2 separate regions of the Homo sapiens genome follow, and region 2 is linked to region 1. A link is a loop called in an ENCODE intact Hi-C map of the cell type or tissue named here. Cell type or tissue: endothelial cell of umbilical vein. All regions are shown on one strand.

Region 1 (8,000 bases):
AGACCCACGAGGCCACCATTCTCCCAGGACCCAGCTGTGGGATGGCCTTGGCTCCTGCTTCTGGTTTTATGGAGCCCCCCTCCCTTCTCTGTGAAACGGCACTGCCCAGGCTCGTTCAGGGAGGGGGAGAGAGCTGATGTGCGATGTGTGCGTAGTGCCCAGCGAAGGGCCCTTCACGCTGGGAGCTTTTGGCAAATGCCAACTCTGGCAGGAGGAGGCACAGGGGAAGGAGAGTCTCGGGAACTTCCCCAGCTCTCCAGTGCTAGGAATTTGACCTTTTCTAGGGGTTCAGAATCCAGTGATGTCCTGAAATCTGCAGTTTCTGCTGCAGAAAGACAGTTTTTTATGTGTTTCCGGCCACCGGGATTCTTGATATCTTCTCAGTACCAGCCTTTGGACTGGTGCTCTTTGGGTCCCTGGGGAGTGAGAGGGGAAGTGAGAGAGGGCAAGAGACCTGTGGACACGCCTGCACGCCTGTGCCAGAGGCCTGTAGTGTCCCAAGGAGCCTGACATCCCTCAGGGGCTGTAAGAGGTTAGGTGTAGCTAAAGGTTCCTGTTCCTCTCTGACAGAGTCATCACTACCAGTTAGTAGTTAATTCATTGGTTTTCTGTGCTCCTACTGTGTGCAAGGAATATAGCATCACAGTGAATGATGTTTCTGTTCTCGTGGTCAGGAGAGCCCAGTGCAGAGGCCTGATGCTATTGTAACAAACCAGCATACAAATGCTTAGCATGGATCGGGCGTGGTGGCTCATGCCTGTAATCCCAGCACTTTGAGAGGCCAAGTTGGGCAAATTGCTTGAGCTCAGGAGTTCGAGACCAGCCTGGCCAACATGGTGAAAGCCTGTCTCCACTAAAAATACAAAAATTAGCTGAGTGTGGCGGTGTGTGCCTGGAATCCCAGCTACTCGGGCGGCTGAGGCAGGAGAATTGCTTGAACCCGAGAGGTGGAGGTTGCAGTGAGCCGGGATTACGCCATCGCACTCTAGCCTGGGCGACAGAGGGAGACTGTCTCAAAAACGAAAAACCAAATGCCTAGCATGGCGGGGGAATAAGGGCCCTGAAGAAGACAAGACCCACACAGGGCAAAGGGAGCAGGTGTTTGTGGCGTGGCCAGTCCTCTACCAGGCTAACACTTGATGTGAAACTTTAAGGAGGGTGAAGGAGGGAGCCACCCTGGGGTGTCTGGGTAGAACATTCCAGACAAGGAGAGCAAATGCACAGGCCCCAAGGAGGACACGGAGGCATAGGGAGCACTTGAGATGGGGCAGGCATCGAACTGGGTGCAGAATACACACTTTCTCCTTTTATCTAGTGATCCTAAGAGTTTCCCCTGTGTAATGCCAGTTTTTCTCCTGGCTGTGTGGAGGCTCCAAGGGGTCCAGCCTGCACACAGTGGAGGGGTCGAGATTTGAACTGGTGACTGCTTGACTGCATAGCCTTGGCTCTCGTTGGGCTGCGCGGGCTGAGCTGAGAGACTGGGGTAGGGGTTTTGTGGTGGGTTCCTGTTCCTGACCCATGTGGGGTCTGGCCATTACCCTTGCAGGCATTATCCTCGTGAGGGCTCAGGAACGGTGTCACCCATCACAGGGCGACAGCTCCAGAGATGTCTAGGGGGCTGGAGTGCCGGTGTCTGGGGTTGGCCTTACAAGAGCCTGGTGAGGACAGGGCTGGGCCAGCCCTTGCCTTTTGAGTCCCGTCTCTGTCACCGCATGGCTGTGTGAGACTCTGGGCAAGTCACACCCTTTCTGAGTCCTCGTTTTCTTGGTAAAAACGGGGTTAGTAAAACTCCCTGCCCTGCTTCCTTACAGAGCTTTTGTGAGGCTCAGGGAAGATTATGTGTGGGAAAGCCCTCTGTGGGCTCCAAAGCCCTGGACACGAGAATTCTGATTTTCCTTTATTTAATTGCAAAAACAGTATCAGTGGAACATGGAAGATAATTTAAAAGAAGACGAAAAAAACCTCTTCATACAATTCACCCAAGTATGGAAATCCTACCCTACCCAAGTATACACCAGCTGAATGGGTTTGGATGTATTTTCAGATAAATTCCTCACTTGGCGAACTCTTGCCGCTTGACGTCCCCAACTCCACAATCACGTGGATCTGGATCATTTGGCACCCTTCCCTGTCTGAACTCGGGAGCTGGATGGATTTGGCTACTGAGGATTGCTTGTATCGATTTTCCACTTATTCCTCTTGGTCTTGGCCCATCTGTACACATACTTTTATGTCATTACAGGCACAGTGAACATGCTGGTTTCTTTCCATTTTCTCCTCTACCGTCATCAGCGGAGATGACGTTTTACCTAGTCTTCGCCGTGATGGAAGCTTTTTAGTGGCCACGTGGTCATCTTTTGTGTCACACCATTTTTCATGAAACCATCTCCCTTTGGTTAGATACTAAGGCCGTTTCCTGCTTTTCTTCCTCAATAGAGTGTGCCACAGTGAATATCTGCGTGCCTGTAGCGTTTTTATCCTTTCCTTTTGATGATGAAAGATCATTTGGAAAAATTCCCAGGAGGGAGATTAGTCGGCCACAGGGGTATGAACATTTTGATGGCTTTGGATATCGATGAGGCTCTCTTGCTTTCCCGCAGAGTGGAGCCCATCTGTAATGCCATCCACAGGGTGCAAGCGTCCTTATTTTAACACTGCCATGTCCTCTCCGGGTGTCATTGTTTTTCATTTTTTTCTTAAATTAACTTCACGTGTTGAAAATGGTGCAGTGTTCAGTGTTATTAGTCAACAGCTGGCTTTGAGACACATGCCTGAGTGCCTTCAGCTCCTGGCTGAGTCCTCTGTCCCTCTGTCCGTGGCCACTCAGCCATGAGCACTTCTGTTAGCGATGAAGATGAAAAAGTGTCCCTTCTGCCCAGGCTCTCCCTTCCTCCTCTGGCTGCAGAGCAGGGAGGGGTTTCAGTGGCATCGCGGTGGCCGGGAGCGAGTGTGCTGGCCGGCTGGGCCTTGCTAGCAGGGCCGGGCCTTGCTGGCCAGGCCAGGCTATGCAGGCCCTCGAGAGGGCCTGGGGACAAAGGCGCCTTGGGAGGAGGAGGCAAAACAGGGGAGGGAAGGGAGGGCCCTGGAGAAAAAGGGGGGAAGAGAAACAAAGACAAAGGCTGGCAAAAATAGACCACGGAAACGGCAGGCAGCCGGGATAAGGAGGACAAGAGGCAGGATGTGGAAGAGGAGGGGAGGCGGAAGTTGTCGTGGGGGGTCGGGGAGAAATGGGGAGTAAAGGGAGAGTGGGTTACGGGGAGCTGTGTGGGGTGGGGGTACGTGGGAGAGAGAGACCCAGAAAGACAGACACACAGAGAGAAGGGAGCGGCCGAAGAGGAGGGCCCGTGAGCGAGAAGATGCAGATGCCCCTTTAGTAGGAGGGCATTGCTCCCTGCGCCCCTGGAAGGGACTCTGGGCTGGAAAGGACCAGAATGCAGGGAGGAGCCGCTGGCGGGGGTCACTGGAAGCTTGATTCGGGGGAAGCTGTAGGTTGGAGCTGGGAGACCCGAGTTCCTGCCCCTCCAGGGTCTTGTACGTCCTCACAGAGGACCTAGGGCCTTGATCCTGGTCCCGGCACACAGACACTTCAGGGGTGATGGAGCCACCACACCGAATTCTCCTCTAGGGCCCTCCCCCAGCATCAGAGTGCAGTCTGAGGGCAGCAGTGGGAGCTGGACTGGGGCCATCTGTGCAAGGGGTTATTGTGCCCAGGTGCACAGGCCGGAGCTCTGGGGTCACTCACCCTCCGCGTTACCTGTCGTTACCTGTCGTTACCTGTCGTTACCTGTTGTCTGGACCATAAAATGCAGATGGGAATGTCGCCCACTTCCTCAAGTCTTTGTGAGGATTAAACGAAGTACGAAATATAAAGCACTTGGAGTGGGGCACATAGTGTGTACCGTGTGACTCAAGGGGCTGTCCTCTTTATGGTGACGATGACAAGGGCATCAGGACAGCAGCCAGCATGGCGCAAGCCACCCGGGCCCAGCCTTGTTGAATCTTCCGGCAGTGTGGCGAGTTAGGTCTGCTCGTTCCCACTCTCCGCATGGGAAAACTGAGCTTCACAGTTAATATAAACACCAACAGTAATAACAATGGCAGCAACAAACTGCCGAATATGAGGGCCTAACATACACGAAGCAACACGCACGTCGCAGAACCCACAGCTGAGGAGACCAGAGCTCAAAGGGGCGAGTCACCTGCTGGCTCACACAGCAGCCGGGACCGGGATTGCAGGTGACCCACGTGGCTTCAGGGCCCAGGCCTGCCCTGTGACTCACGCGGCCTGTCACCCGCCGTTTCATGTTTCAGGCCTCGCCTGTACACTGGTGCTTCTCAGGAAGTCTTAGGGAAGATGACTTATTTATTAGCCGTTTTTTTAAAATCTCTTAATTAAAAAAACAACCAGTGTGAGTATGTGGAAATGTGATTCACCATGTGATCGGGGAGGTCAGAGCCAGAGTCCCTGGCTCAAAGGTAACACCCCTGTCCACCTGGATGAAGAATGTTCCAGAAGCTTCCCTCCAGGCACGGTCCTTGCCTGCTGAGCAGTCACCGGGGGAATCGGGGGCAGTTACCGGGGCCTCAGACTGTGGGAGCTGCCTCTTCCTGGGTCTCCAGCCGTGATTTCAGACTCGTCTTTCATCCTTCCCCTCTCGGTTGCCAGCCCAGTGCTGGAGGGACGCAGGGCAGAGCCCAGCCAGCTGCAGGTGTTTCCAGGCATGTGCTGGGAATGGAGCAGATGCGGGGCTGAAGCTTTCCCCAGAACTGGCCTTTATTGACGCAGAGGGTGGGAAAGAAGGCACGTGGCTGTGCTGGGAGAGGGTGGGTCTCCCTATAGCCTGGACCTGGGAAGGGCCTTCTCTAGAGCTCTCCAGGGACGGCCAGACAGCTCCCCTTCCACCTTGGGGTGTAAGCGGAACAGGACACACTCCCCTCAGGAAGCACGGTATCAAAGAGGGTCAGGAGGAGCCCCAGCCGGCTCCCGTTCTGAGGAGGCACCTGTGGGCATGGGGGACCCCCGGGGCCGCCCCCCGATGCCTCCGCTGATGCTTAAGGTCACACAGCAGGACATGGTAGCTGGGTTCAAACTCAGGTCAGGCCAACTGCAAAGCCTGTGCTCTTTCGACTCCTGGATGGACACTGCCCAGGTGCCCCTGGGTAACTGATACCCTTGTCCCCAAACAACTCTGAATCTCTTTTCATCATGAATATTATTAATAACAATAAATACTAATAACTGCCATTTATCAAGAGCCCCTACTTGCCAGGTGCTTTCTCATTCAGCCTGCCAAGGAAGCCCGTGAGTTGGGCACCAGTATCGCACTTTACAGATGAAGTCATTGAGGTACAGAGCAGCTATGTAACTAGCCATGGATCATAGAGCTAGTGTCGGAGATGGCACCCACACACAATTCTGATGACAAAACCTTACACTTGGGGACTGTAAGGCTTTGGGCACATTAGGTGACCTCTCTGAGCTTCAGTTTTGTCTTCTGTAAAATGGACCTCATATGCTGTCCGTGGCATAGGTTTGCATATGTGAATTAATGACTGTGGAGTACCTGGCACTCAGTGTTAGCTCTCACCATCATCATCATCATTACTGTAGCATAGGGTTTCTCAGTGAAACAGACACTGATGGTCAGAGTGGACCTCTCAGCCTGGGGGAAGCAGAGGATGAACCCTCTGGGGCGGGGCCCTGGGCAGGCTGGTTCAGTGATAAGCAGGAGCCAGGCGACCCACAGGCTTCTTGGATGGGCTGGGCGTGCATGGCATAACCGTTTGAGAACAACAAACCAAGCCGGCCGGGCTGCCGCTCTGTTTCCTGCGAGGAGGGAAGTTACAGATCTCCGCCCTGGCGTCCGGGGAAGGATGGGACAGGCTGCTGAGGTACAGTCCCATGTGGGGAACGACTCTGTCCAGCTTGATGTCTGTGCCTAAAACCTCGCCTGCTGCTGCTGGCCACAGGCCAGTGAAATTCACAGACCCACTTCTCAGAGGGTGGGCAGGTGTGTCTGCTAATCTGAGAGACCCCAGGCCCCTTCTCTTTTTATGTTTGTGGGAGGAATGGCTGAGACCCCAAAGCTGTGGGCTGCTGCTCTTTGGAGGACTTGAGACATTGTGAGAGCTGTCACCTCCTCCTGGAAGCCCCTGCCTGCTGTGGTCAGCCATGGCCACTCACTCTCCTGGGGCATCTGCTGGCCTCCCTTAGTGACTTGGCTGTTGGCTGTCATTTTCTTTCCACCTCATTCCCCCAACTAGACAGGAAGCTGTCAGTCCTCAGCCTCCTTATCTGTAAAATGCAGTTTGCGAGATAATCCCCAGCTCCCCCAGCTCCCCCAGCTCCGAGACTTGCAGGAGCAGAGAAAGAGGCCATGAAGCTGGCAGGGGCGCAAAGGAAGCAGGGCGTTGTTCCAGGGAAGGGAGAGCAAGTGAGCCAGGGACCGAGGGTGGGGCTTTGAAGATGCTGTGAATCCAGGGTAGCAAGTGTAGTGGTGCCTTTGTTTTTTCATCTGTAGAATGGGGATAATGGGACTGGTCTCCAAGGGTGGATATGAGTGCTGGGTGAGTTAACACACATCACATGTGTAAACAGGGCCTGGACCATAGTAGGTGCTATGGTTACTATTAAAATTGCTACATTTAGTTAATTAAAATAAATATTAAATCAATATTTGTCGTGCCTGTTGTGTGCTCAGAATACAGCAGTGAACAAAACAGACCCCCTTCATGGGGGCGATCCTACTTGGGGGCGATGGATGGGAAACAAGGAAGTAAGTGAAACCTATTTAGAATTTGTACGATGGAGGGGAGTTAATTGCTTCTCAACCCTGACAAGTGAAAAGAAAAGTGAGAAGGACTTTGAAGGACAAAGACCAATTAAAATTTCAGCCTTTCAGCAAGGATCAAATCAGATTTATGGTTGTTTCATCCAGTGATAAAACCCTTTGAATGGATGACGATGTCTCAAAGTAGCAAAGTGGGGTGCGGGAGAGCTCAGTTTTAAATTTGGTGAGCTTTTGTGCACGTGCTTCCAGGGATTTGGTATCACAGCTGTCTCCTCCAACAGCAAGAAGAGAAGGTTCATAAAGGCACACCATCCCAGTAGAGGCGGGGGTCAGCCCCCTGCGGACCCTGGACCCCTGGGAACACAGTTTGAAACCTGGTGCTCCATCTCTTGGGCTTCTTCCCAATTAAAATGAGCAGAGTCTTACATTCTGTGAAACTGAATGGGAGCCAAGGGGTCAAAGGACAAGTTCAAGAGGGAGAAGCCAGTGCCGCTTGGCGGGCAGTGCCCGGGACACCCACCCACAGCCTGGCAGCTGGGCCATTTGCTTACTGCTGGCTGGCTGGGGGGTTCAACAGTTGGAAGAGGCCATAAAAGTGGATTGCACAGATGCCCTGATGCTGGGCCTCGTAAGGGGTGTCCGGGCTGTGGGGATGTCTAGGCGGAGAGGGAGGTGTAGACCCTGGGCCTCCCAGGCACAGTGATGGGGCAGCTGGAGCTGGTGGTGCCCATGCAACAGTCCACCCTCCTCCAACCCCTGCCTGACAGCCTTGCATAGCCCGGGGGACTCAGTAGCTTGGGGCTCCCCTCTGCTCAGGCAGACCTAGGGCTCTGATGGCTCCCATTTATGAGAACAGCTGTCACTTGGAAGGACCTGCTACCTGTCCTCCGAGATGTGTTTTTCATACCTTGTATTGGTCCTCTCCACCAATAACCCCTCATGGATGAGTGATTGTTACTGTGTAGGAAGAACTTGGGGCTCAGTGAGGTTGAGCCACTTTTCCAAGAGGCCACTTAGAGCTGGAGCTCATAATAAGTAGGGGTCTCTAGGAACTGTTTCTAAACAACCCCCGAACCCAGCTGGTGGCTCCCAGAAGGGTCTCTGGAAGCAAGGCGACTGTCTCATTGTTTCATTAGTTTGAGCCCTACGGGGCCTTAGGACACAGCCAGCTTGGAGAAGTCACTCTAATAACCCATCTTGCCGGTGATG
Region 2 (8,000 bases), 190 kb after region 1:
ATCACGCCATTGCGTTCCATCCTGGGCAACAAGAGCGAGACTCCCATCTCCAAAAAAAAAAAAAAGATGACTTTATGTGGAATTGAAGGGTCTTAAAGAGGACGTTGCCAGGCGGGGCTCAGGAAGGCACGCTTAGAGCGAACCACATCCATCGGAGAGGGCAGTGCAGGTCGCAGGGTGCACAGGTCAGTGTTTCCCGCTCCACTGCCAGGGAGCAGGGGTAGTGGGGCGCAGGCCCTGATCAGTTGCTGCGTGTTCCCATAGGAAGGCCCCTGCATCATTAGAATTTGACACTTTTGAAAAGTAACCTAAGTTGCAAAAATTTCCTGGAGGTCCTTGAAAAGGAAAACTATTCCAAATGCGGGTCGAGGTTGATGGTGAAAAAAATCACCGCATGAGGCGCAGGAGGGGTGAGGTGATGAAAAGAACGTGGATTCGGGAGGCGAAGAAGAGCTTTGGGATTTGTAGTCATTTGGAGTCCAGCTCTTTTCCTGCTGGGCACCTATGTATGATTCACACCTTCATTTATCCACCTGTTGATTCATTCTTTCATCCAGCTTTTGTTGTATACCTACGCCAGGCCAGACTCTATGCCAAATGCCATACTGGTCCCTGTACTCAGTCCCTCTGAACCTGAGTATTGCCAAGTGCTAAGAGCAGTGACATCAAGCGCTCAGTGCGGCTGCTGTAAAGCTCAGATGGGGAGAGTGTGGAAGCCGTGGCCCACTGGGGCCACAGGGGTAGGACGCGCTTCTGATTGGCTCCCGTCGACCGCTTGGGACTCTTTGCAAACATTAGATTTTAAGAGGCCTTGGTGGGCTGCAGCTCAGCTGGAAGAGGCCCCTCCCTCGGGGAACTTCAGGGAAATGCAGATGAATTTGGGGTTGTCCTAATGACTGGGAGGCAGGGCCAGGGGACATCCTGTATTACCTGCAGTAGTTCCGCTCACTGCAACCTCTGCCCCCCAGGTTCAAGCCATTCTCCTGCCTCAGCCTCCCCAGTAGCTAGGATTACAGGCGCCTGCCACCAAGTCTGGCTAATTTTTGTATTTTTAGTAGAGACGGGTTTTTGCCATGTTGGCCAGGCTGGTCTCGAACTCCTGACCTCAAGTGATCTGCCCACCTCAGCCTCCCAAAGATTACAGGCATGAGCCACTGTGCCCAGCCTGTTTTGTAATTTTTAAAAAGTCTTTGATTCTTCTAGGTAGTTCTTTCTTATATGTGTTTATTTTTTCTTTTTCTTTTTTTTTTTTTTTTTTTTTTTGCGATGGAGTCACGCTCTCTCACCCAGGCTGCAGTGCAGTGACGCGATCTCAGCTCACTGCAACCTCTGCCTCGCGGGTTCAAGCCATTCTCCTGCCTCAGCCTCCCCAGTAGCTGGGATACAGGCATCTACCGCCTAGCCCGGCTAATTTTTGTATTTTTAGTAGAGATGGGGTTTCGCCATGTTGACCAGGCTGGTCTCGAACTCTTGACCTCAAGTGATCTGCCCACCTCAGCCTCCCAAAGTGCTAGGATTACAGGCGTGAGCCACCACGCCCAGCCTGTTTGGAAACTTTAAACTGCTCATTCCTGGAGCACATGATAACTCTAGAAACTCAAAGGTCCCTGGAGCATTTAAGGCCAGCAGATGTGCTGTGGGGCCTGGGAAGGTCCCTGATGGGATGACCGCACAGGTGGAGAGAAAGGGAATTTTCCTGAGGTCCTCCGGCCTCGCGGGTAACAGCCACTGTTTCTCAGCCTGGGTTCAAATCCCCGAGCTAGCTGGTTTGCCTTTCAAGGGAGCAGATGTTTCTGGATGTTGCATAGCAGGAGCAAAGTGGTCTGAATGTGCCCCCACAGGGGCCTTCTCATGCCCCGTGCCTTCCCAAGCATCAGGCCACCGTGAGGCCGCCACGTTCTGCCCGTGACTTGCAGGAGATTCTGTGAGTCAGGGAAAGCAGCGAGGCTGGCAGGAAGCGTCCTGTCCACAGGGCAGCACAGGGCTCTGGTTGAGGTGGCATCTTCTGAACTGGGTTAAAATCCCAGCTGAGCTGCGTGAGGTGGGAGACCCGGGCTTTGCACTCACAAAGCCTTGTTCAGTCCCAACATGTCCCCCATTAGCTCTGTGACCTTTGACAAGTGTCTGAACCTCTCTGGACCTCCGTTTCTCATCTGTGAAATGGGGGTTCTAAGGCCCTCTTCATGGGAGGGTTAAATGTGCAGGTGCCTAATGCCTGAGGCATGTTGGGGTCAGCAGGATGCATCAGGCACCTGCCTGCTTGTCCGTCCCCTCCGTCCAAGCTGGGAAGGGCCCAGCCTTCTTTTCTCCTTCCTAGGTGGGCAGTCAGGTCGCTCACACCCTGCCTGGTGCCTGTCCTCCCACCCCAGGCCAGCCTTGGCCAAATGGGAGACTGCCCCAGTGGCCAGAGGCATCCCATCCTAGGATAACAGGCCCGCCCAGAGCCAGGGCAGTCCCGAGGCGGGGACTCTGCTGGCCACTGGGTCCTGTGCCGAGGCCCGTCACAGAGAGGCCCATGCACAAGAGGGTTCCTCATTCCCTTCTTCGTGGGCCTGCCAGTCTGGGGACACCCAGCCTCACCTCCCCCACAACCTCTGTCCAGCGCCCCCCATTCATCCACCAACCTGGTCCGACTGGGGTCACAGACTTCCAAGCTGGTCTGGGCCGAGGCAAGGAAGTCCACTTGCCCTCTCCCTCCTTCCCATGCACCCCTCTCGGTCTTGTGGGAGCTGCCAGGAAGCGGAGCCCCAGGCTGGGAGACCGAGAGGAGGAGGCTTCTGTCCAGACCCCGCCTCAGACAGGCCACAGTCTCCCACTGGACTGAGCACCTGGGAGTACAGGCCACGCTCACGGTTCACAGAACAGGCTCAGGAGTAACAAGTGACCATGGGCCTGCTGCTGGGGCTCATAGTCCCCCGTGGGGACCCTGATTCCTCTGATTGTGGGTGATTTCAAATCTCCTTAGAGTTCTGCATTTCATGACATTTCTGCATGGAATATGCTTTATTTTTAAAGTAAAAAAAAACCTAAGTGCTCCCCTCCCTTTCATTTTTTGAGATACTCTGTCACCGAGGCTGGAGTATAGTGCCGCAGTTACAGGTCACTGCAGCCTCGAACTGCCAGGCTCAAAGAATCCTCCCACCTCAGACTCCCAAGTAGCTGGGACTACAGGTGCACACCACCTGCCTGGCTTACTTTTTTTTTTTTTTTTTAACTTTTTTTTTCTTTTTAGAGATGGGATCTCTTTATGTTGCCCAAGCCAGTCTCGAACTCCTGGCCTCAAGCAATCCTCCCGCCTCAGCCTCCCAAAGTGCTGGGATTACAGGCGTGAGCCACCATGTGCCCACCAGTGTCCTTGTGATATAGGGAGATCGTCTTCCTTCTCAGGTGTGAGCCGGGCCACCCTCCTTGTGAGACATGGTTATTGAGAGGGTGGAGCACAGACACTGGGGCCAGGCTCACAGGTTCAGATCCCAGCTCTCACCAGCTGTGTGGCCTGGGGCCAGGGCAGCCCATCACTGTGTCTCCATTTTCCTGCCTATAAAATGGGGGTGCCAAGAGCACCCGCCCAGCCAAGTTGCTGGGAGAGTTGCATGGGCTGACGCATGGGAGCCCTTGGAGAGCACCTGGCACGCAGCAGGCGCTGCAGACGAGGTTTGCTGTCAACTGCATTTCCATTTTCTGGAAACCATGAGTCAGGGACAGGTGGGAGGAAAGGAGGAAGGTGATTCTTCTGGAGGGAAGACAAGCTAGCTGCAAAAACAGATGACCCCTCAGAAGGGAGCATGTGAATACGGGGGCATAAAGGGGTCTCCATGTCCTGACATGCACACGACAGGCCTCAGGCTCCTGCAGCTCTGAGAACCCCAGGCTGCACCTGGGCCTTCCGCACTCAAGCACTGCAGTCCAGAGGACCTGCTGTCAGTCCTCATCTGCCTCCCAGGCGTGGAGTTCAGCTTCCTCACCGGCACCCTCTGCCCTCACATACCGCTCTGGAGATTAAGTGAGCAAGTCGGGTAGGCAGTGAGTAAGCGGTCGCTGGCATCACTGTCAGGACTTATCTCAGGCAACAGGCTTTCCTGGTCATTCTTTTCTCCGCGTCTGGCATCGGAGCCTTTCCTCAGAAGCTTCCAGGGTATGATTGGGGTTCTGAAGGCTGCCACTCTATCGTGGGCTTATTTGGAGGAAGGTGGGGCAGGAAAAGCCCTCACTCAGGGGTTATCTAAACCGCCTGTTGTCGATGGGAGTGAACATTTGTACTTGGTGAAAAAAACATCTCCTCCCGTTTCTATGTAAGGCACAGTTAGACACACAGCACGCAAACCGATACACAGTGTATCTGTGGTGAGTCGTATGTGGGTAGGGGTCCCGGGACCACCCCTCTGCCCAGCCCGGGTCTGAGCACCCCCTGGCCTCTCCCGTGGGTGGTGCCCAGGTGTCAGCGGGGCATCTCTCTGCAGCGCCTCCCCAACACAGACCACTGGACAAGGGTTCAGATCCCACCTCCTGCCCCAGTGCAAGCCAGGATCGAAGTCAGCATCCCACTCGATCTTGGCACCTGGTGGCACTTGCTAGTCCCCCAGATGGAGACTCAACATCCCTTCTGCTCTGAAGCCGGTCACAGGCCCCAGGCTCTGTCATTGGCCCGGTCCCAGTGTGCACTGGGCCTTGTGTTCAGCAGTCCCCTCCCAAGCACCAGCCATCCACCCAGCCCGGGGCCCAGCATGGGGGATGCAGAGATGAGACCTGGGCCCCTCCTGGGGTGGTCCGAGGCAAGATGGTCAGAAGCTGGGGAACACCAGGGACAGCTCTGTGATTCGGATGGGGACTGCTCCAGTGGCCACCCCTCACTTTATGTGTCACGGTTTTAAGCTCTGGGCCCTCAGAGGTGCCCAGGCCTGGCTTAGGCGAGAACTGACTACCTCTGGGTTTGTTTTTCCGCGGAGTCCCTATAGCCAGAGAGATCCGGAACCCAGGTGGGGGAACTGGTTATAAACACAGTGCAGGTGCTGGGGCCGAGAGGACGGGTCATGGTCTTTGAAGCACCTGAGGTCAGATCTCAGCCACTTGCTGGTGACTTGTGGGAAATCACAAACAGCTCTGAGCCTCATTTTCCTCGTCTGTAAAATGGGGGTTGTCATGACTGCAGTCTCTGGGGGCCGTGTGTGAGTGCTCTGCTGTGTGATACAAGCCCATCTGTACTCAGACTGAGACGCCGGCGAGTTCTCTGGACGCTCCCAGCTTTTGGGGGCAAGAGTTGGCCAAAAAACTCCCTCTTTATGAAGCTGTGCTGGTAGGTGGTCGGGAAGCAGCCTGTTGGGCCTCAGGAAACTCCCGAAGCTATTGCTTCCCTGCTGTGGCCTGGCTGTATCACAGCCCTGTGGTCACGGTCAGTGAATTGCCATACTGCTCCTTGTCCGTAATTTGGACTCAGCACACAGGGTCCTCTGGGTAGATCCCATGAGCGAACACAAGCAGTGCCCTTACTTCAAGCCCCGGTGCGCAGGCAGCGCAGAGCGAATTGCATCTGCGTTATCAGCAGTGCTAATACTGTTCGGTTGTGGGACAGTGGTCTTCCCAGGGTCGGATGGGGGTGACACCCTGGTGCCTGGCTTCACCACACACCATGGTGTGATAGAGCCTGAAATACCTGGTTCTGAGTCCAGCTTTACCCCTTCCTAGGCTGTGTAGATGACTCGGAGTGGGTAACTGACCTCTCCCGCTGTCTCTGCACACAGGAAGGAGGCTCTTTCATGAAAGGGTTAAGTGAAGTCAGGTGAACAGCACGGTGCTTCCCGCAGCTGCTCTCACTGAGGTTTAGCCCTCCTTCCTTACCCAGGCAGGCGTTGGCTTTTGCTAAGATCACAGCCGTGGCCTTTCAGGGCTGGTGAGAGCCAAGGCTCTGCTGTCACAGAAGCCTGGATTTGACTCCTCATATGCCACAGCTGTGTGACCTTAAACCTCTGAGCCTCCAGTTCGTCATCTGTTAAGTGGGGTTAGTCACACTGACTTTATTGTGCTCTTGTAAAGAGTAAATGAACTAAGGTATAGCCCTTAGCATCCTGCAGTGTGTGTGGAAAGTCTCCGTGACATCGGAGCTGCTGTTGTTATTGTCATTGTTATTACCGTCATTAGCATCAACTCTGTTTTTTTTTAATATACTTTAAGTTCTAGGGTACATGTGCACAATGTGCAGGTTTGTTACATATGTATACATGTACCATGTTGATGTGCTGCACCCATTAACTCATCATTTACATTAGATATATCTCCTAATGCTATCCCTCCCTCCTCCCCCAACCCCACAACAGGCCCCGGTGTGTGATGTTCCCCACCCCGTGGCCAAGTGTTCTCATTTTTCAGTTCCCACCTATGAGTGAGAACATGCGGTGTTCGTTTTCTGTCCTTGCGATAGTTTGCTCAGAATGATGGTTTCCAGCTTCATCCATGTCCCTACAGAGGACATGAACTCATCCTTTTTTATGGCTGCATAGTATTCCATGGTGTATATGTGCCACATCTTCTTAATCCAGTCTGTCATTGATGGACATTTTGGTTGGTTCCAAGTCTTTGCTATTGTGAATAGTGCTGCAATCAATATACATGTGCATGTGTCTTTATAGCAGCGTGATTTATAATCCTTTGGGTATATACCCAGTAATGGGATGGCTGGGTCAAATGGTATTTCTAGTTCTAGATCCTCAAGGCATCTCCACACTGTCTTCCACAATGGTTGAACTAGTTTACAGTCCCACCAACAGTGTAAAAGTGTTCCTATTTCTCCACATCCTCTCCAGCACCTGTTGTTTCCTGACTTTTTAATGATCGCCATTCTAACTGGTGTGAGATGGTATCTCATTGTGGTTTTCATTTGCATTTCTCTGATGGCCAGTGATGATGAGCATTTTTTCATGTGTCTGTTGGCTGCATAAATGTCTTCTTTTGAGAAGTGTCTGTTCATATCCTTCGCCCACTTTTTGATGGGGTTGATTTTTTCTTGTAAATTTGTTTAAGTTCTTTGTAGATTCTGGATATTAGCCCTTTGTCAGATGGGTAGATTGTAAAAATTTTCTCCCATTCTGTAGGTTTCCTTTTCACTCTGATGGTGGTTTCTTTTGCTGTGCAGAAGCTCTTTAGTTTAATTAGATCCCATTTGTCAATTTTGGCTTTTGTTGCCATTGCTTTTGGTATTTTAGTCATGAAGTCCTTGCCCATGTTTATGTCCTGAAAGGTATTGCCTAGGTTTTCTTCTAGGGCTATTATGGTTTTAGGTCTAACATTTAAGTCTTTAATCCATCTTGAATTAATTTTTGCATAAGGTGTAAGGAAGGGATCCAGTTTCAGCTTTCTACATATGGCTAGCCAGTTTTCCCAGCACCATTTATCAAATAGGGAATCCTTTCCCCATTTCTTGTTTTTATCAGGTTTGTCAAAGATCAGGTGGTTGTAGATGTGTGGTATTATTTCTGAGGGCCCTGTTCTGTTCCATTGGTCTGTATCTCTGTTTTGGTACCAGTACCATGCTGTTTTGGTTACTGTAGCCTTGTAGTAGAGTTTGAAGTCAGGTAGCGTGATGCCTCTAGCTTTGTTCTTTTGGCTTAGGATTGTCTTGGCAATGTGGGCTCTTTTTTGGTTCCATATGAACTTTAAAGTAGTTTTTTCCAATTCTGTGAAGAAAGTCATTGGTAGGTTGATGGGGATGGCATTGAATCTATAAATTACCTTGGGCAGTATGGCCATTTTCACGATATTGATTCTTCCTATCCATGAGCATGGAATGTTCTTCCATTTCTTTGTGTCCTCTTTTATTTCATTGAGCAGTGGTTTGTAGTTCTCCTTGAAGAGGTCCTTCACTTCCCTTGTAAGTTGGATTCCTGGGTATTTAGCATCAACTCTTAGAAAAGAAGAAAAGCTGTTGTCTGAAAGCAAAAATAGAAGTATCCACCAAGGCCAGGCATGGTGCCTCACACCTGTAATCCTAGCACTTTGAGTTATTTATT

What was found. Peaks named below come from ENCODE experiments on the same cell type or tissue, not always from the same donor. Only the 100,000 strongest peaks of a DNase experiment are listed, where the experiment ranks them.
Region 2: a loop joins it to region 1, with 2.7 times the contacts of the local background. A loop is called at or near these places in 2 of 110 quality-filtered maps.

What each region holds. Positions count from the first base shown.
Region 1 is chr16:81,489,603-81,497,602 of GRCh38, forward strand. The region is part of intron 1 of CMIP (c-Maf inducing protein); the gene reads left to right. Among named protein-coding and RNA genes, the nearest start is that of MIR7854, 40 kb to the right of the region's middle. RefSeq lists enhancers at 321-390, 3,842-4,575, 7,578-8,000. In endothelial cell of umbilical vein, CTCF peaks have their summits at 5,913 and 6,125; DNase peaks (open chromatin) are centred at 3,049, 4,289, 4,719, 6,299 and 2 weaker places; H3K27ac peaks cover 4,743 bases.
Region 2 is chr16:81,682,517-81,690,516 of GRCh38, forward strand. All of the region lies in intron 10 of CMIP (c-Maf inducing protein), which reads left to right. Among named protein-coding and RNA genes, the nearest start is that of MIR6504, 75 kb to the left of the region's middle. RefSeq lists enhancers at 446-1,241, 3,228-3,967, 3,968-4,705. In endothelial cell of umbilical vein, no CTCF peak of the experiment used is centred here; a DNase peak (open chromatin) is centred at 4,105; H3K27ac peaks cover 4,215 bases.